Linked DNA regions of Homo sapiens: region 1 is linked to region 2. The links are chromatin loops, found by intact Hi-C in ENCODE. Cell type or tissue: B cell. All regions are shown on one strand. Each heading gives the region's core, and the rest is flanking DNA. Links, peaks and the distances in the headings are about the cores only.

What was found. Hi-C counts contacts between places; a loop is a spot of excess contacts. Peaks named below come from ENCODE experiments on the same cell type or tissue, not always from the same donor. Only the 100,000 strongest peaks of a DNase experiment are listed, where the experiment ranks them.
Region 1: it touches region 2 in a loop (15-fold over the local background); 23 of 110 quality-filtered maps call a loop at or near these places.

The regions. Positions count from the first base shown.
Region 1 is chrX:154,838,031-154,847,090 of GRCh38, forward strand. All of the region lies in intron 25 of F8 (coagulation factor VIII), which reads right to left. Among named protein-coding and RNA genes, the nearest start is that of SMIM9, 7.9 kb to the left of the region's middle. In B cell, for the core only: CTCF peaks have their summits at 3,031 (motif pointing left) and 3,232; a DNase peak (open chromatin) is centred at 3,031.
Region 2 is chrX:154,743,663-154,754,563 of GRCh38, forward strand. It overlaps GAB3 (GRB2 associated binding protein 3), which reads right to left and starts at 7,415. Exons shown (of 10, transcript NM_001081573.3): 1 at 7,292-7,415. The coding sequence starts at 7,363. RefSeq lists silencers at 7,061-7,120, 7,291-7,370. In B cell, for the core only: a CTCF peak has its summit at 5,262 (motif pointing left); DNase peaks (open chromatin) are centred at 5,249, 6,489, 7,209 and 7,759; H3K4me3 peaks cover 1,516 bases; H3K27ac peaks cover 765 bases.

The DNA.
Region 1 (9,060 bases), core at 571-5,570, 92 kb after region 2:
GTGTTGGACCATCTGGAGATGAGAGTCAGGCTTTGGCCAGCAGACTCCCTTGTCAATGCATTTGCTGTGGCAAGAGGAGTACATGGCAAGAGCTCAGAAAATGGTAGCTATCGTTATTAGATAAACTGGTTTCGCACATGTTGGTGACAACTTTAGAATGATAACGAATGCAACACAGCAAGGCATGCAATTTAGTGTGGCTGGGCAACCTTGGCAGGAGGGGATGCAGAAGAGAGAAAGAAGTGGGAAGAGTCTAAGACTCAAGGCACCTTGCTACTCCAGGACTTTGGAGCAAAGGTCACCTATAACTGGGTGGATGTTTGGGAAAATGAAGATCTGAATGTTCAAAACGTGTAATTCAAGGCAACTCTGAAACCCTGTGGGTTTTGTGTGGATTCCGAGGTAATCCTACAGTAGAAAGTCCAGCCAAATGGTGAGAATAAGCAAGAGTCTTGGAGAAAAAGGAACAGAATGAAGGCAATGTCCTACCATAATGCATGCTCTTGCAAGGACAGACAGACACCATGATATCTTTAGGATCTCCTGAGGCAGTTTGTGTAAAAGGAGGCAACTTGCCACCAAAATGGGAAAGAAGTGGTTAAACAGCAACAGTAGGGCTCCTGCTTCCTGGAGCTATTGGGTGACATTTTCCTCTAACAATCCTGGCATCTTCAAGTGTGGTGTCAGTTTTACTTCGGATTCCAAATGGGAAGAGACTTTTCCTGGCAAATGCACTGTGAAGTAACACTGTGATCCTACAGAGAGTTTAGCTATCAGAACAAAAGACGTTTGGGCCATCTTCATTCATCTAGCTACATTTTCCCCCTAGGTTCCCAACCCTGGCTGCTTATTGGAATCGCCTTTGGAGCTTTTAAAAAATGATGCATGGGTAAGTTCCCCACCCCCCCACCCCCCCAAGAGATGCCAATTTAATCGGTCTGTTCCCACCTTGGCCCCCTTACTCTGGTCTCCAAGTTCTGCCTAATATAGCCCCTGCCCAAGTCTCTGATCTGTTCTCCCACTGCATTCCTCCTATTTTACCGCATCGCAGATGAGCTGATCTTTCAGTTTCTCAACAATGTCAACTCTTGTTTTATTTAACATGAGAGCCTTTGTATATGTGATTCCCTCTGCTTGGAAGGCTCTTACCCCTTCTGTTTCTTCTTTTATCCATGTTTTTTACCCTTCGGGTCTCAGTTTAAATACCACCTCTTAAACTAAGCATAGTGGCATGCCCCTGGAGTCCCAGCTACTCAGCAGGCTGAGGCAGGAGGATTGCTTGAGCCCAGGAGTTTGAGACAAGCCTAGGCAACATAGCGAAATTCTGCCTCAATTTTTTTTTTTTTTTTTGAGACGGAGTCTCGCTCTGTCGCCCAGGCTGGAGTGCAGTGGCACCATCTCGGCTCACTGCAAGCTCCGCCTCCCGGGTTCACGCCATTCTCCTGCCTCAGCCTCCCAAGTAGCTGGGACTACAGGTGCCCGCCACCATGCCCGGCTCATTTTTTGTATTTTTAGTAGAGATGGGGTTTCACTGTGTTAGCCAGGATGGTCTTGATCTCCTGACCTCGTGATCCACCCGCCTCGGCCTCCCAAAGTGCTGAGCTACCTCTTTAGAAAGGTCTTCCTCATTATTCCTCTTGTAAAATAGGACTCTTTTTTGTTCTAAATCTCAACTTATTTGTTTCCTTTGTAGCATTCAGTATCTTTTCCTTTATCTCTTTACATGCTTATTGACTGTTTCCTCTGTCTCCGCCACCAAATGTCAGTTCCACAAGGGCAAAGACCTTGGTCATTGTTGTATCTTCAGCACATAGAATATATAGCATAATGTATATAGCATGGCAAATATACCATAAACATCTATAGAAATAAAGTTCTGTATTTGGAAAAATTTTTGAGAAACATTAAGGTCCCTGTTCTGAGATTATTTTACAAATGTTTACGCTGTATTTGGAGGCTTTGTACATCTTTTGTTAGACTTAATCCTTACTGCATTAAATCAGGGGGCATGCGATGCCAGATTGTCCCATTATTGATGATGCTAAGTTTGATCACTTGGTTAAGATGTCCACCTAATCTCTATATTTATAAAGGTAACCCTTTCCCTTTCCTAACAATCTGTGGAGTGAGACTTTGAGACCATGCAAATATTCTGTTTCACAACAAGCTTTTATCCAATGGTATTAGCAACCCTTAAAGTTCTTTACAAGTATTCAATAGTAAGTACATTGATGGTTGCAAACTGATTTTCCAGTTATGATCCATTACCCTCATTATTCCTTTTGATGCTCAAATTGTCTCAAATCTGGCCAACAGGAAGCCCTTCAGACCAGTTTCTGTGTTCTTTTCACATGATCCCATTAATCTTCTGGCACATCAAGATCACCAAGATCATCTAAGATTGCCTGGCAGTTTCCTTGATCCAGCCTTGAAAAAGTCATTTCTCTAGGGAGCTCAGATTCTTTTGACTGGAAAATGGTAGTTAGAGACCAAGATTTGGGCATGGGATGGGCTCGTTATTACTGCAGTGTAATTACTTCTAGATTCCCTCAGTGAACAGTGCTAAGAATATGATTTTTTAAATTCCTAAGTTCTCACTGACACTTCTAATTCAACTCTAACATTCTTTTTGTTAGTATTAGATTTCTAGGGCTACTGTAACAAATTCACCACACACTTGGTGCCTTTAAAACAAAAGAAATTTATTCACTTATCGTTCTAGAGGCTTAAAGTCTGGAGCCTGGAGCAGAGGCACAAAAGAGTGTGTCAAACACAAAATCACATTTAAAGCTTCTATTTGGAAGTGGTATATATGTCATGTCCAATCACATTCTATTGATCAAGATGAGCCGTACGGCCATGCCTAAAGTTGATGAGGTTTTCAAGGAAAGAGGGAATAAAAACTCAAGAACATTAATACCATCTGCTTCATATGCTATTTTCTGTTCATTTAGAAATTCCTTACATTTTCTTGTTTCAGCAATAAGAGGTGATTTATGCAGGCAGACATGAGGGCTGGGTGGCTTACTAGGTTTCTTAGCCAGGAGTACCCTCTACTGTTGATAAATGGAAGTGTAATTTATTTAATAGATGTGACCAAAGAGGTTTGTGGGTCTTGTGATTTAGTAATTCACTTTTGTTTTTATAGGACAGTTAATTTCCAACATTTGCTTTCTTCTTTTTTTTTTTTTTTTTTTTTTTGAGACAGGGTTTCTCTCTGGAGCAAGGTTGGCTAGATTTATATATTTATTTTCTACTTGTAAATATAAACTTATAGTACTTTTTGTCTTCTGGTTATTCTATAGATGGGTTATGGGTGGTTTTAGTCATAATTTAAAATTGTGTGTGTATGTGTATGTATGGTTTTTGAAGACTGTGGAGAGATTTAGGCAGCTGCCATTATCTGACAGGAATGTGCAACTCCTGCTTGGAATTTTTAAATGCTATTTAAAACTATTTTTCCAACTGTTTCAGGTATACAGAAATACAATTAATTTTGGTATTTATTTTGTTTTCAGCAAGCTTGAAAAATTTTAAAAATTCTAATAATTTATATATAAATTCCTTTGGATTTTCTATCTATGCCATCATATCTTCCACATACAATGAGTTTGTTTCATCATATTCAATCCTTACATATTTTCCTTCTTTTTCTCATCTTATTGCACTGCTTAGGACAGCCAATATGTATAATCCTTCAGTCTGTCACTGTGATAAATTATATCAGTTTTCTAATGTATAAGCCAAACTTGCATTCCTAGCATAAATCCAATTTGGATCCATATTGCTAATATTTTGTTTGGGATTTATGTTTATGAATAAAACGGGCCTATTATCTTCCTTTCTAATATTGTTCTTGTTCGGTTTGGTTGTCAAGGTTATGCTATTATCATAAGATAATTGAATAACATTCCATCTTTTTCCATTTTCTGAAAGAATTTTTGCAAGGTTAATATTATTTCTCCTTTGAAAAATTGGTAGAATATAGTTAGTGTAGCCATCTGGATCTGGATTTTTTAAATTAATAACCTTTTAACACTAAGTTTGGAAAATTAGGTAAAATGGATTAATCCCTGGTAAATACAACAAGAAAGAACATTTAATATTAATAAGTATCCTCATTTTTTATATTTTTATATTGGCAGAAATTTTTGTGGGATCTTTATTGATGTCCAGTTTTTTAAAGTTTCTGATATTATTTGTGCCTTCTTTTCATCTTGATTGCTCTTGCCAGAAGTTTGTCAATTTTCAAGGAACCAACTTTTGGTTTTCTTTATTCTCTCTATTGTATGTTTCTTTTTTACTTCATTTACTTCATATCTTTATTATTTCCTTGCTTCTACTTCCTTTTGGTTTATTTTGCTGTTTCACTAGCTTCTTGAGACATACCTTAGCTCATTAATTGTCAGGCTTTCTTCTCTTCCAATATATGTTTTTAACGCTATACATTTCTTTCTAAATATTGCTTTAGCTGATTCCCACATTTTAATATGTCATGCCTTGTTATCATTCAGTTTAAAATATTTTCTAATTTATGATTTCTTATTTGACACATGGGTTTAAAAGTATAGTTCTTGATTCTAACATAGGAAGATTTTATAGTTATCTTTCTTATTTATATCAACTTTAATTGTATTGTGACCAGAAAACATGTTTTATATTATCTGAAATTTGAGACTACTTTATTTGTAGCTTATTTGTAGCTTAAAATGGAAAATTCTAACATGTTTCCTTTGTGTGCTTACAAAGAATGTGTAATTTTGCAATTTCTTTTTTTTTATTATACTGTAAGTTCTAGGGTACATGTGCACAACGTGCAGGTTTGTTACATATGTATACATGTGCCATGTTGGTGTGCTGCACCCATTAACTCGTCATTTACATTAGGTATATCTCCTAATGCTATCCCTCCCCTGTCCACCCACCCCATGACAGGCCCCGGTGTGTGATGTTCCCCTACCTGTGTCCAAGTGTTCTTATTGTTCAATTCCCACCTACGAGTGAGAACATGCGGTGTTTGGTTTTTTGTCCTTGTGATAGTTTTTGAGAATGATGGTTTCCAGCTTCATCCATGTCCCTACAAAGGACATGAACAGATCCTTTTTATGGCTGCATAGTATTCCATGGTGTATATGTGCCACATTTTCTTAATCCAGTCTATCATTGATGGACATTTGGGTTGGTTCCAAGTCTTTGCTATTGTGAATAGTGCCGCAATAAACATACGTGTGCATGTGTCTTTATAGCAGCATGATTTATAATCCTTTGGGTACATACCCAGTAATGGGATGGCTGGGTCAAATGGTATTTCTAGTTCTAGATCCTTGAGGAATCGCCACACTGTCTTCCACAATTGTTGAACTAGTTTACAGTCCCACCAACAGTGTAAAAGCGTTCCTATTTCTCCACATCCTCTCCAGCACCTGTTGTTTCCTGACTTTTTAATGATCGCCATTCTAACTGGTGTGAGATGGTATCTCACTGTGGTTTTGATTTGCATTTCTCTGATGGCCAGTGATGATGAGCATTTTTTCATGTATCTGTTGGCTGCATAAATGTCTTCTTTTGAGAAGTGTCTGTTTATATCCTTCACCCACTTTTTGATGGGGTCTTTTTTTCTTGTAAGTTTGTTTGAGTTCTTCGTAGATTCTGGATATTAGCCCTTTGTCAGATGAATAGATTGCAAACATTTTCTCCCAATTTGTAGCTCGCCTGTTCACTGGGATGGTAGTTTCTTTTGCTGTGCGGAAGCTCTTTAGTTTCATTAGATCCCATTTGTCAATTTTGGCTTTTGTTGCCATTGCTTTTGGTGTTTTAGACATGAAGTTCTTGCCCATGCCTATGTCCTGAATGGTATTGCCTAGGTTTTCTTCTAGGGTTTTTATGGTTTTAGGTCTAACATTTAAGTCTTTAATCCATCTTGAATTAATTTTTGTATAAGGTGTAAGGAAGGGATCCAGTTTCAGCTTTCTACATATGGCTAGCCAGTTTTCCCAGCACCATTTATTCAATAGGGAATCCTTTCCCCATTTCTTGTTTTTGTCAGGTTTGTCAAAGATCAGATGGTTGTAGATGTGTGGTATTACTTCTGAGGGCTCTGTTCTGTTCCATTGGTCTATATCTCTGTTTTGGTACCAGTACCATGCTGTTTTGGTTACTGTAGCCGTGTAGTATAGTTTGAAGTCAGGTAGCGTGATGCCTCCAGCTTTGTTCTTTTGGCTTAGGATTGACTTGGCAATGCGGGCTCTTTTTTGGTTCCAAATGAACTTTAAAATAGTTTTTTAGAATTCTGTAAAGAAAGTCATTGGTAGCATGATGGGGATGGCATTGAATCTATAAAATACCTTGGGCAGTATGGCCATTTTCACAATATTGATTCTTCCTACCCATGAGCATGGAATGTTCTTCCATTTGTTTGTATCCCCTTTTATTTCATTGAGCAGTGGTTTGTAGTTCTCCTTGAAGAGGTCCTTCATATCCCTTGTAAGTTGGATTCCTAGGTATTTTATTCTCTTTGAAGCAATTGTGAATGGGAGTTCACTCATGATTTGGCTCTCTGTTTGTCTGTTGTTGGTGTATAAGAATGCTTGTGATTTTTGCACATTGATTTTGTATCCTGAGACTTTGCTGAAGTTGCTTATCAGCATAAGGAGATTTTGGGCTGAGACAATGGTGTTTTCTAGATATACAATCATGTCGTCTGCGAACAGGGACAATTTGACTTCCTCTTTTCCTAATTGAATACCCTTTATTTCTTTCTCCTGCCTGATTGCCCTGGCCAGAACTTCCAACACTATGTTGAATAGGAGTGGTGAGAGAGGGCATCCCTGTCTTGTGCCAGTTTTCAAAGGGAATGCTTCCAGTTTTTGCCCATTCAGTATGATATTGGCTGTGGGTTTGTCATAAATAGCTCTTATTATTTTGAGATACGTCCCATCAATACCTAATTTATTGAGAGTTTTTAGCATGAAGTGTTGTTGAATTTTGTCAAAGGCCTTTTCTGCATCTATTGAGATAATCATGTGGTTTTTGTCTTTGGTTCTGTTTATATGCTGGATTACGTTTATTGATTTTCGTATGTTGAACCAGCCTTGCATCCCAGAGATGAAGCCCACTTGATCATGGTGGATAAGCTTTTTGATGTGCTGCTGGATTTGGTTTGCCAGTATTTTATTGAGGATTTTTGCATCAATGTTCATCAGGGATATTGGTCTAAAATTCTCTTTTTTTGTTGTTTCTCTGCCAGGCTTTGGTATCAGGATGATGCTGGCCTCATAAAATGAGTTAGGGAGGATTCCATCTTTTTCTATTGATTGGAATAGTTTCAGAAGGAATGGTACCAGCTCCTCCTTGTAGTTCTGGTAGAATTTGAGTGTGAATCCGTCTGGTCCTGGACTTTTTTTGGTTGGTAAGCTATTAATTATTGCCTCAATTTCAGAGCCTGTTATTGGTCTATTCAGGGATTCAACTTCTTCCTGGTTTAGTCTTGGGAGGGTGTATGTGTCCAGGAATTTATCCATTTCTTCTAGATTTTCTAGTTTATTTACATAGAGGTGTTTATAGTATTCTCTGATGGTAGTTTGTATTTCTGTGGGATTGGTGGTGATATCCCCTTTATCATTTTTTATTGCGTCTATTTGATTCTTCTCTCTTTTCTTCTTTATTAGTCTTGCTAGTGTTCTATCAATTTTGTTGATCTTTTCAAAAAACCAGTTCCTGGATTCATTGATTTTTTAAAGGGTTTTTTGTGTCTCTATCTCCTTCAGTTCTGCTCTGATCTTAGTTATTTCTTGCCTTCTGCCAGCTTTTGAATGTGTTTGCTCTTGCTTCTCTAGTTCTTTAAATTGTGATGTTAGGGTGTCAATTTTTGATCTTTCCTGCTTTCTCCTGTGGGCACTTAGTGCTATAAATTTTCCTCTACACACTGCTTTAAATGTGTCCCAGAGATTCTGGTATATTGTGTCTTTGTTCTCATTGGTTTCAAAGAACATCTTTATTTCTGCCTTCATTTCGCTATGTACCCAGTAGTCATTCAGGAGCAGGTTGTTCAGTTTCCATGTAGTTGAGCGGTTTTGAATGAGTTTCTTAATCCTGAGTTCTAGTTTGATTGCACTGTGGCCTGAGAGACAGTTTGTTATAATTTCTGTTCTTTTACATTTGCTGAGGAGTGCTTTACTTCCAACTATGTGGTCAGTTTTGGATGTGGTGCTGAGAAGAATGTATATTCTGTTGATTTGGGATGGAGAGTTCTGTAGATGTCTATTAGGTCCGCTTGCTGCAGAGCTGAGTTCAATTCCTGGATATCCTTGTTAACTTTCTGTCTCGTTGAACTGTCTAATGTTGACAGTGGGGTGTTAAAGTCTCCCATTATTATTGTGTGGGAGTCTAAGTCTCTTTGTAGGTCTCTAAGGACTTGCTTTATGAATCTGGGTGCTCCTGTATTGGGTGCATATATATTTTGGATAGTTAGCTCTTCTTGTTGAATTGATCCCTTTACCATTATGTAATGGCCTTGTCTCTTTTGATCTTTGTTGGTTTAAAGTCTGTTTTATCAGAGACTAGGATTGCAACCCCTGCTTTTCTTTTTTTGTTTTCCATTTGCTTGGTAGATCTTCCTCCATCCCTTTATTTCGAGCCTATGTGAGTCTCTGCATGTGAGATGGGTCTCCTGAATACAGCACACTGATGGGTCTTGACTCTTTATCCAATGTGCCAGTCTGTGTCTTTTAATTGGAGCAGTTAGCCCATTTATGTTTAAGGTTAATATTGTTATGTGTGAATTTGATCCTGTCATTATGATGTTAGCTGGTTATTTTGCTCATTAGTTGATGCAGTTTCTTCCTAGCATCGATGGTCTTTACAATTTGGGATGTTTTTGCAGTGGCTGGTACCGGTTGTTCCTTTCTATGTTTAGTGCTTCCTTCAGGAGCTCTTGTAGGGCAAGCCTGGTGGTGACAAAATCTCTCAGCATTTGCTTGTCTGTAAAGGATTTTATTTCTCCTTCACTTATGAAGCTTAGTTTGGCTGGATATGAAATTCTGGGTTGAAAATTCTTTTCTT
Region 2 (10,901 bases), core at 2,922-7,921:
AAGTCTGCAACTAATTAAAGATGTATAATTTACACTCCAGGGTAACTGCAAAAATATGAAGTTATGAAATGTAAGTTAACAATGGAGATAAAATGGAATAATAAAAAAGGCTCTATTAGCCCAAGAGAAGGCAGAAACTGAGGAGAAAAGAAACAAAGAACAGATAGAACAAATGAATAACAGCTAGCAAGATGGTGTATTTTAATATAAACATTTCAATAATCATACTTTATGTGAATGAACTAAATATGCCAATTAAAACAAGGTGAGAGGCTGGGTGTGGTGGCTCACACCTGTAATCCCAGCACTTTGGGAGGCCAAGACAGGCGGATCACGAGGTCAAGAGATCGAGATCATCCTGGCCAACATGGTGAAACCCCATCTCTACTAAAAATACAAAAATTAGCCAGATGTGGTGGCGCGTGCCTGTAATCCCAGCTACTCAGGAGGCTGAGGCAGGAGAACTTTGTGAACCCAGGAGGCGGGGGTTGCAGTGAGCCGAGATCGTGCCACTGCACTCCAGCCTGGTGACAGAGTGAGATTCCATCTCAAAAAAAAAAAAAAAAAAAAAAAAAAAAAGGCGTTAAAAAGCAAGACCCAACTCTATGCTGTATATAAGAAACCTACATCAAATATAGACACAGAGAGGTTAGAAGTAAAAGAATGGAAAAAGATACACCGTGCAAGCACATATCAAAAGAAAGCTATTATCAAAAAGACAATAGAAAGAAGAAAATAGACTTCAAAACAAGGAATAGCATCAGGGACAAAGCAAGACATTAAATAATGAAAAAGGCTTCTATTCCCCAAGAAAACATAGTAGTTCCAAATGTGTATAACTAGAAATGGAGCATCAAAATATGTGAAGTAAAAACAAATAGAACTGGAGGTAGAAATGTGGACACTGTGGACAAATCTACAATTACAGATAGAAACTTTCACATTCCTCCCTCAGTAACTGAGAGTAAAAGTGAACAGAAAATCAGTAAGGATACAGAAGAACTGAATAACATTATCAACCAACCTGGCCTAATTAACATTTATAGAACACTTTACCCAATGACAGAAGAATACATATTTTTTCAAGTGCTTATGTACATGAAGTGAAACTATATTGTGGGCCATGATATACATTTAACAAATTTTAAAGAATATAAATCATATAGAGTTTGTTCTTAGATCATAATGGAATTTAACTAGAAATTAATAATAGAAAGATATCTAGAAATTCCAATATTGGGAAATTACATAAACTTCCAGAAAACCCTTGGATCAAAGAGGAAATCTCAGGGGAAAATTAAATAATACTTTGAAATGAATTAAAATGAAAATGCAACATATCCAATTTTGTGGGATGCACCTAAAGTAGTGCTTAGAAGGAAGATTGGCCAGGTGTGGTGGCTCACGCCTGTAATCCCAGCACTTTGGGAGGCCAAGGTGGGCTGGATCACTTGAGGTCAAGAGTTCAAGACCAGCCTGGCCAATATGGTGAAACCGCATCTCTACTAAAAATTCAAAAATTAGCCAGGCATGGTGGCAGGTGCCTGTAATCCCACCTACTCAGGAGGCTGAGGCAGGAGAATTGCTTGAACCCAGGAGGCAGAGGTTGCAGTGAGCTAAGATTGTGTCACTGCACTCCAGCCTGGGTGACAATGCGAGACTCAGTCTCAGAAAAAAAAAAAAAGGAAGATTATAGCACTAAATGCTTATATTAGAAAATAAGAAAGGTCTCAAATCAGTAATTTAAGTTTCCTCCCTAAGGAACTAGATAAAGAAGTGATTAAATTAAACCCAATGCAATCAAAAGGAGGAAAATAATAAAGATAAGAGGATAAATTAATGAAATTGAAAGCAGGGAGAAAGTAGAGAAAATAAACGAAACCAAAGGATGGTTCCTAAAAACTAATGTAATAAATGAAAACTGAGGCATCACTACAAATCATACAGGCATTTAAAGGATAATAAGGGAACATAATGAACAACTTTCTGCCAATAAATTCAAGAACTTAGACAAAATAGAGAAAAGCCTTGAAAGACACTAACGACACTCATTCAAGAAGATATGGATAACCCACATAGCCCTATATCTATTAAAGAAATAAAATTTGGCCAGGCCCAGTGGCTCACACCTGTAATCCTAGCACTTTGGGAGGCCGAAGCGGGTGGATCACCTGAGGTCAGGAGTTCGAGACCAGCCTGGCCAACATGGCAAAACCCTGTCTCTACTAAAAATACAAAAATTAGCCAGGCATGGTGGTGGGCACCTGTAATCCCAGCTACCCGGGAGGCTGAAGCTGGAGAATCTCTTGAACCCAGGAGGTGGAGGTTGCAGCGAGCCAAGATCGTGCCACTGCACTTCAGCCTGGGTGACAAGAGTGAAACTCCATCTCAAAAAAAAAAAAAAAAAAAAGAAAGAAAGAAAATTTGTAGTTGATAGCCTTCCCAAAAAGAAAAGTATAGGCCCAGATGTTTTCAATGGTGAGTTCTACCAATCATTTAAGGAAGAAGGAATACCAATTCTACACAACATCTTTCAGAAAATACAAGAGGAGGGAGAACTTCTGATTTCATTTTATGATGCCAGCATTATGCTAATATCAAAACCAAAGATAGCATAAAAAAGGAAAACTGCAGACCGATATCCCTCATGGACAGAGACAAATATCTTCAGCCAAACTATCAGCAAAGCAAATCCAGAAATATATGAAAAGAATAATATGTTACAACCAACTGAAGTTTATCCCATAAGTTCGAGGTTGGTTCAACATTTAAAATCAAGCAGTGTAATTCACCATAGTAACAGACTAAAAAATAAAAAACATATCATCATTTTTATAGATGCAGGAAACACAACAAAATCCAACTCATGAGAAGAAGCCTCAGCAAACTAGCAAGATGGGGGAGCTTCCTCAATTTGGTAAAAGGTGCCTACAAAAAGCCTACAGCTAACATACTTAAAAGGTGAAAAATGGAATGCTTTCCCTCTAAAATCAAGAAAAAGTCAAGGATGTCTGCTCTCGTCATTTCTATGCAACATTTATAGTATTGCAGGTTGCAACTACAGACAAGGCTATTAGAACTAATAAGTGAGTTTAGCAAGGCTATGGGATATGAGGTCAGTGAAATCAATTGACAAACCAATCCTAAAATTGCCATAGAAAAACAAAGGACCTAAAATAGCCAAAACAACTCTGAGAAAGAAAAAGTTTGAGGGCTAAAATAACCTGATTTCAAGAATTATTGTAAAGCTACAGTCATTAGTCATTAAACAGCATGTTGTTGGCATAAAACAAATAGATCAATGGAACAGACTAGAGAATCCAGAAATAGATCTACATGGATATGGTAAATGGATTTTTTTTTAGATAGTTTTGCTCTTGTCGCCCAGGCTGGAGTGCAATGGTGTGATCTCAGCTCACTGCAACCTCCACCTCTGGGGTTCAAGCAATTCTCCTGTCTCAGCCTCCCAAGTAGCTGGGATTACAGGTGCCCACCACCATGCCTGGCTAATTTTTTTTGTGTTTTTAGTAGAGACAGAGTTTCACCATGTTGGCCAGGCTGGTCTTGAACTCCTGACCTCAGGAGATCCTCCAGCCTCAGCCTCCCAAAGTGCTGGGATTATAGGCGTGAGCCACTGTGCCCTTCAGGTAAATTGGTTTTTGATGATGTTTCAAAAGTAAATCAATGGAATAAAGGCAGTCTACTCAATAAATAGTACTGGAACAAATGAAATCGGTATGCAAGAAAAGAAACCATGATACAAACCTCACAGCTTTTATAAAATTTACTCAAAATGGATCATAGATCTAAATATAAAATATCTAAATATAAAATATAAAATTATAAAACTTTCAGAGGCCAGGTACATTGGCTCACGCCTGTAATCCCAGCACTTTAGAAGGCCAAGGTGGAAGGATCACTTGAGGCCAAGAGTTGGAGACCAGCCTGCGGGCAACATGGAGAAATCCTGTCCTCTCTACAAAAAATACAATTAGCAGTGCATGGTGGGGAGCAGCTATAGTGCCAGCTACTCAGGAGACTGAGGTGGGAGGATCACTTGAGCCCAAGAGGTCAAGGCTGGGTGACAAAGGATCTTAGGCTAGATGAAGAGTTGTTAGATTTAACATTAAATCCATGATTCATAAAAGAAAAATTGTATTGGGGATTTCATTAAAATTTTTAAATTTTAGTTCTTCAAAAGAGGATGAAAAGACAAAAACTATGGGCTGCTAGAAAATATTTGCAAATTAAATATGCAACAAAGAACCTATATCCAGAGAACCTATATCCAGGGACAAAAACAGTGCCTGGCTCTTGGCATTGTTTTGAAAACTAAATGAGTTAATACAAGTTCTTAGTGTAGTGCCTGGCACATATAAACATTCAATAAAAGTGAACTATTATAGCTTTATTATCACTGTTATTATAGGACTCTTTAAAATGGATAAAAATAGATGCAAGCCAAATGTTCACCAATAGAGAAATTGTTATATTATATGTATTACAAGGAATATTTGACAATGCTTTAACGAATGAAGTAAATCTATATGTACTAACCTGGAAAGATGTCCAGGATGTTTGTGAACAAAGCAAATTGCAGGACCGTTAGTAGAATATGATCCCAGTTGTGCAAAAAGAAAATTATATATTTTCTGAAAAATTTTGTAGAATGGTACTCACTGAACGGCTCACAGTTGTTATCCCTGGGTTGGGGAGTGGAATAAGGAGGAGAGCAAAGGGAAGGTAGCGGGGTAGGGGAAATTTAAAGGGGGTCTTCACTTTTCATTCTATTTATTAACATAAGAATATATTTCTTGTGAAACAAAAAATACAGATGAAAATAACTATCTTTTAAAAGACCAGTGATAAAAAATAACTTTCTGATTGTCTTCACTGATGGATTCAAGTGGATGAAGTACAAGCCTACTTTGGACTGAAAGGTTTACCTAAAAACTGCCTGAGCTTCCATTTGTAACAGCAAACATTGATGGAGTGCTGCTTGCTGGCCTGGCAGCACGAATAACTGAGTTATTGTCCTGGTTGTGCCAATAACTAGTTTTGCTATGTTACTATTATAAATGTTAAACTATAAACTGGAATCAAGTCTTTTTTTTCTGTCTTCCCAGCCTGTAACACAGGGCCTAGTTCGGAGTTAGCGCTCCGTTAACGGGAGGGAGTGACAGGAATTGAATTTAAGCAGCTGTAACAGCCCTATCCAGGCCCCGTCGAAGTGACACATGATCACCATCTAGTGGTGAAAAAGATTCCTGCAGAATTTAGCTATGAGAGGAAAAAGAATTCTTTCTGTGGTGTGTTCCAGGGACAGATGCCTGTCAGCGAAAAAAGCATTGACTAGATATGATCTTTCTTAGAGACAGTTCCCAAACATCAAGGTTTATGTCTTGGAGTGTTGGTAAGATGACACCTAGGTACTCTTGTGTCTTAAGTCTAGTCACTGCCCCATCATCACACGCCCCACATATCTCTAAGCTGCGCAGTGTCCACTCTTGCCACATCCCCTAAAGGAATGAACCGCGTGTGATAATAGGCACACACACTCATGCCTTCCCAAAGTTGATGAAATACTAATAAACTTCCCTAAGCCAGTCTGCTTAAGATACAAAAAAAGACTGGGAAATAAAATATTCTATAATCTTTGCCCTCCAGGGGCATCTTTCTGTATCATCTACTGAAATTGTATAGTGAACCTTTAAAATGTCTGTCATTCCAAAGGACAACAAGGAAACCCATCCTGAGTCAACACTGCAAGCACTACTGTGTGACAAAAGCCTCACCTGCTCATGCAGGTGATGGGAGCAGGTTTTCTTCTCTTGCCTCCTTTGAGTAGCTTCACAGTTAAGGAAGCAGCTGGATAATGCAGAGGCCAAGAGATATTGGACCCTGTGCTTATGGACTCCTGGACTCAAAAGCAAATGATGTAGGGACACACTGGCACTTAGAGAAATCTCAGTATTTATGCACTCCTGATATTCACGTGCTAAATAGAACAACCTTCCTCTAAAGTTCTGTTCTGCAGAACAAACAACAAAAATCTTTTCAAAGACCCCTAAGAGAGAAACACACACTGTCTAGCCCGATGTGAATGGGGAAAGAGGGCTTGAGCAACTCTATGTTCAGGAAAATCTCCTGCCACACATTCTGGAAGTATTCATACATTATTAAAGTCTTTTTATAATCCCACCTCTTGAACTTCCACACAATATGTGCCTCATCTATGTGGGAACAAAAACAGTTGTGAAATTTGGCCAGAAGAGGACAGCAGTTTGAGAGCACTGTATAGACAAGAGCACAAGGCTGAACCACATTTGGGGTGGGCTGCTTTGGATGAGCGCAGACATGCGCGAGTTTGTTCCTACCACCGTGCAGTGAAGTTGCAGAGAAATTAGGAATTAAGAACAAGATGAATCCATCCAGCTACTCCCAGCCTAAAAAAAGCAAGAAGTCCTAATAGCTATTTATATGCAACTCCCTGGGGACTGAAGTGGTTCTTCCTAATGGCTGAAAAACACTGAGTAGCAATCAGGTCTTTAAGCAGAATGTTTTTAAGACCTTATCGTGAGGACGCTGATGGAGATAATGAACGTTTGAGGTGTCGATAGTACATCTTAAAACGGTAATGGAATAGGTAGGAAGATTCGCTCTTCCAAGTATTCCTAATTTCATATTAGTAAAAGTCAGTTGTCCAGCTGGCACTATAAAAGCGCGGTGTCAGCATTAAGAAGAAGCTGAAAGGAGTTACACGATGAGAAACGAGTTACACTGTGTAGGGTTCCAGACAGCAGTGTCCGATGACAGCTACAAGAGCAGCACTCCTTACTCCTTACGGTCCAGGGGGAATGCAGGCAATTCCCCTCTGGCTGTCAGTCTCCCTATCCCCTGCCGCGTCTCCTTCGCGGGGCGATGGGTCTCAGAGCCACCCCCAGCCAAAGAAAGGGGCACGCTTTCGAGATGTCTCCCTGGCCGCTCCTGTACGGAGAGTGGCGCCTGAGGTTTCAGCCCCAACCCGCCTCCCTCCGCTAGAGTCAGCGGCGGTCTGGAGTCCCTGAGCCCCGCGGGCAGGCGCCACCTGGTCTCCGGCCCGCTGCCTAGCACAGCGGCGAAGCTGGCTCGACGTGCGATTTCGGTTTCCGTCCGTCGGCCTCGCCCGCAGTCCCGGGCGCTGGGAGCGGCTGCGCCTGGCGCGCCCGGAGCCCAGCGGCTCCCCGCGGCCGCCCCGCGGGCGGGTGCCCCGGGACGCGAAGGCCGGGCGGGTGGCGGCGCCCCTACTCACGTAGCGCTGTAGCTTCCTCTCGGGGGGCGACTTAACGAGCCAGCCGGTGCACACTGCGTCGCCCGCACTCATCGTGGCCGCCGCCGCCGCTTCCTCCAGCTGGGCCAGCCGCCCGCGGCAGAAGGAAGTCGGGCCAAGGATGCCGGCGGGGCGGGCCCAGCGCCCGCCCGCCCAGCGCCGCCCCGAGCGGCCGCTGCGACCCCCGCCTCCGGCCGCCGCGGCCCCCGGGGAGGGAACCGACGCCGCCCGCAACCCAAGACGGCGGGAAAAGCAAGCAGCGAAGCCTGGGAAGCCCCTTCGAGCAACTGCAGCTCCGCCAGCGGCTGTGCCCGGGGGGGGGGTGTGGGGGGGGGAGCCTACGCAGCAGGGCGCCTGCCACTCTCACCCAGGGTCACGAGAAAGCGCTCGGAAGGAGCCCTGCGACCTAATGGGAGCACAGCCTGGAACCTGTTGCCCTCATGCCCCATCCCCAATCCGCCACGCCAAACGGGCTGGTCCCTGGGTCTCAGGGACCCTGGAGCTGAAACCCAAGTACCACCTGCATCTGCCATGTGCATAGTTCACGGAGAAACAAAAGCAAGACTCCTCTTGGACTTCCCTATTCCACTTGATTGCTTGCACAGTAGTGTGTTTTCTATGTCCCTCCCCCAAAGATCGTTGTATTCAGTGATAAGCTTTGCCGGCTAAACGGTCTAAATGTCTTAATGAACCCAAATGACCCAAACTCAAAAGGTAGTGCTGTTTGCAATCTCTTTGACTCGAAGGTTTTAAAAGATGGATCTAAAGTCGATTGTGCCAACTAGTGTGCTGACCACGCTAAGTAAAAATAACAATCATGAGCACCTAACACTTGTGACCTTCCTTACTGCCAAGCTAACACCATGCCAGCGATTGTGCTAAGCACTTTCCAGGCGTTATCTCATTGAATCCACACAACACCCTGTCAAAGGGCTCTTATTATTATCTCAATTTTGCAGGTTACTAAAATGAAAAACAGGATGACAGTGTCACTTGTCGAGAGCCACACGAGAAAATCATCCATAGGCAGCCAGAGCTGTGTCAAGAGCCCATCCACTTAAGCACCACCCTCTGCTTTTTGTGGGTATCATCTATGTGACGTTTGCTAGCATCTTCAACAGAATGACCAACCTCCCATCCTATCAGGCCAGATGCTTCAGGGTGATGAGCTAACATGGTAACACCAGTGGAGTCCATCAGCATGCGCACACTGGCTTATAATGATTTTCTTGTGTGAGATAATGTCAGTGTGAATAATGGGTTCAGTAAGTCAATGGGCAGGAGTGCCAGCAGAAATGTGAATTTTAAAAAAGCGAATCCATGTACAAAATTAGTACCTGTTCAAGTGAGAAAAAATTGCTGCCCCTTCCAGATGGCAGTCCAGGTGGCTGTCTGGTCCCCCCAGGGAATGCTGTTATTAAGGGTTCATTGTTTGTCTCTGCCTGTGGGCAGCTTGAGCACTTAGCAGTGGCTGTGGCCATATCAACTGTTGCCAGTCCCTGAGAGCCCCACTATGCATTGCTAATTCTCTAAGTCTTGCTTACACCTCTGTTAAAAAAAAAATCCCTTAATTATACTTTCCTCATTTCAACCCCTTGAGTCTACTGTTTGCTTCCTTTTGAAACCTTGACCGATAGACCTGGTCATGAGGAACTCCCTACGACATTCTGGGTGTAAGTCCAGGGAATGGTGATCATGCAGCAGCAGGGGCCACAAAGATGTGAGCCACCTGCTCTAGCAACTTTCCTGTACCTTCCAGACCTGCTTGAGTCTGGTCTCAAATATTCCACTTCCAAAAGAGGATGAAATAGCACCAAATTTATCAGTGGCAGCTGAAGTTCCATGGTTCTTTGGTGCCCCATGGTCAAGCATTCAGACTTTGCCACAGCCCAGGAGCAAGCTGGAAGCTGTTGGTCAAAAGGAAAATACTTCTTTTGTGGTAGAGGGCATGGTTTACTTCAAAACTCTAGGGCTTTGCTGTGTGTTTCTCCTACTGGGACTTGCCAGAGGCTCCGTGTAGCCTCCCAGTGTGTCAAAGGTCCTGTACCTGTTGAATCTACATGGTCATAAGGGTCAAGTGGCCTGGACCTGTCACAGAGCCTTTTCTTGCCCTGGATCTCTCCCCGAAAACATGCAACCCTACAGATGACTTGCTGAGTGCATTGGTGCGGCACAATTAAATGTAGCATATGTTGCCTACAAAATTCAAACATCCACACCAAATGCCGTGCCTCTTTCTGAGTGGTAGGTGGTAAGCGGTACAACAACATGTTGAATACCCAACGTGGTCCAGACCATCTAAAAACTTTGCTGAGGTTCAGGCTCTTGAGTTTTCATGGGGCTTATCTCCTGCCCTGTGGTGTACTTGTATCTTAATAAAGCATCTAGAGTATTCGCTACCTCTAGATCATCAGGTCCAGTACATATGTCATCAGTGTAATAAACCAGCACAACATTCACAACAATCAAGCTCCATTCAACGTGGATTATGACAGTGAGCCAGAGAATAGATATAGTCCTAAGGTTGTACTTCTGTTCCCGCTAGATGAAAGTAAGCTGCTTCTAGTGTTCTCTGCTGAATGGGAAAAAATAACATTTGGCAAAGGAATAGCTGTATCCCAGGTGCCAGGGGGCTATGTTGATTTGCTGTAGGAAAACAGCATCATCTGGAATAGCAGCTTCAGTTCGAATCACAGCCTGATTAATTCTACAATTACCCACTACTAATCTCCAGACTAGCCAGATGGGTTAAATAAAGATGTGATATGAGTAACTATTCCCGTATCTTTTAGGGTACCCTGTTCTCACTGCCAGAGAAATCGAAATTGTTCCTTTCATGGAAACCCATCTTAGCTTCTCTGCACTCTAGCCTGGGGAGAGGAGAGAATTTGAATAGCAAGTGATTTTTGGCACCTGCATTCCCTTTGTGGCTTCCCCATTTATTTTTTGTTTAAAATACACTTTGTTTCACAGTTCATTAACTTCTGTAAATCTTATAACTACAAACTTGTGAAAATAAATGCCTACTATTACAGAAGAGTTTCTATCTCAATTTCATCATGATGAGTCAAAGTGACTATGCATCTAACTTATTTGCTATGAAAAGAAAATTTGAAAAGAAAACTCTGGATCATAGACAGGCAGGGGAAACAGCTTCAAATGTGTGTGAGAGTCAGTAATGAGGAAAAGGACTGCACCTTCCTATATCTCCCACCTCCCACCCACCTCTTGATTTAATAAATCTAAGAAGTATGTGAATTAAAGGCCTGGAGTGCCATGGCACAAGTTCAGATAGGGGAACACTCTTTTTCCTCTATAGGCATCCATAAACGACTTCTCTATGAGTTAAAATCATCTAATTTTCATGTGGAATATGAAATTTGACTTTATTATTATCAGTGATAGTCTTTCATCATATCCATTATTGTTGTATTTAAAATTGCCCAAAATTGGTCAGGTATGGTGATTCACACCTGTAATCCCAGCCCTGTGGGAGGATGAGGCAGGAGGATCCCTTGAGCTCAGGAGTTTGAGACCAGCCTGAGCAACATAGGAAGACCTCATCTCTAAATAAATAAGAGATTGCACAAAA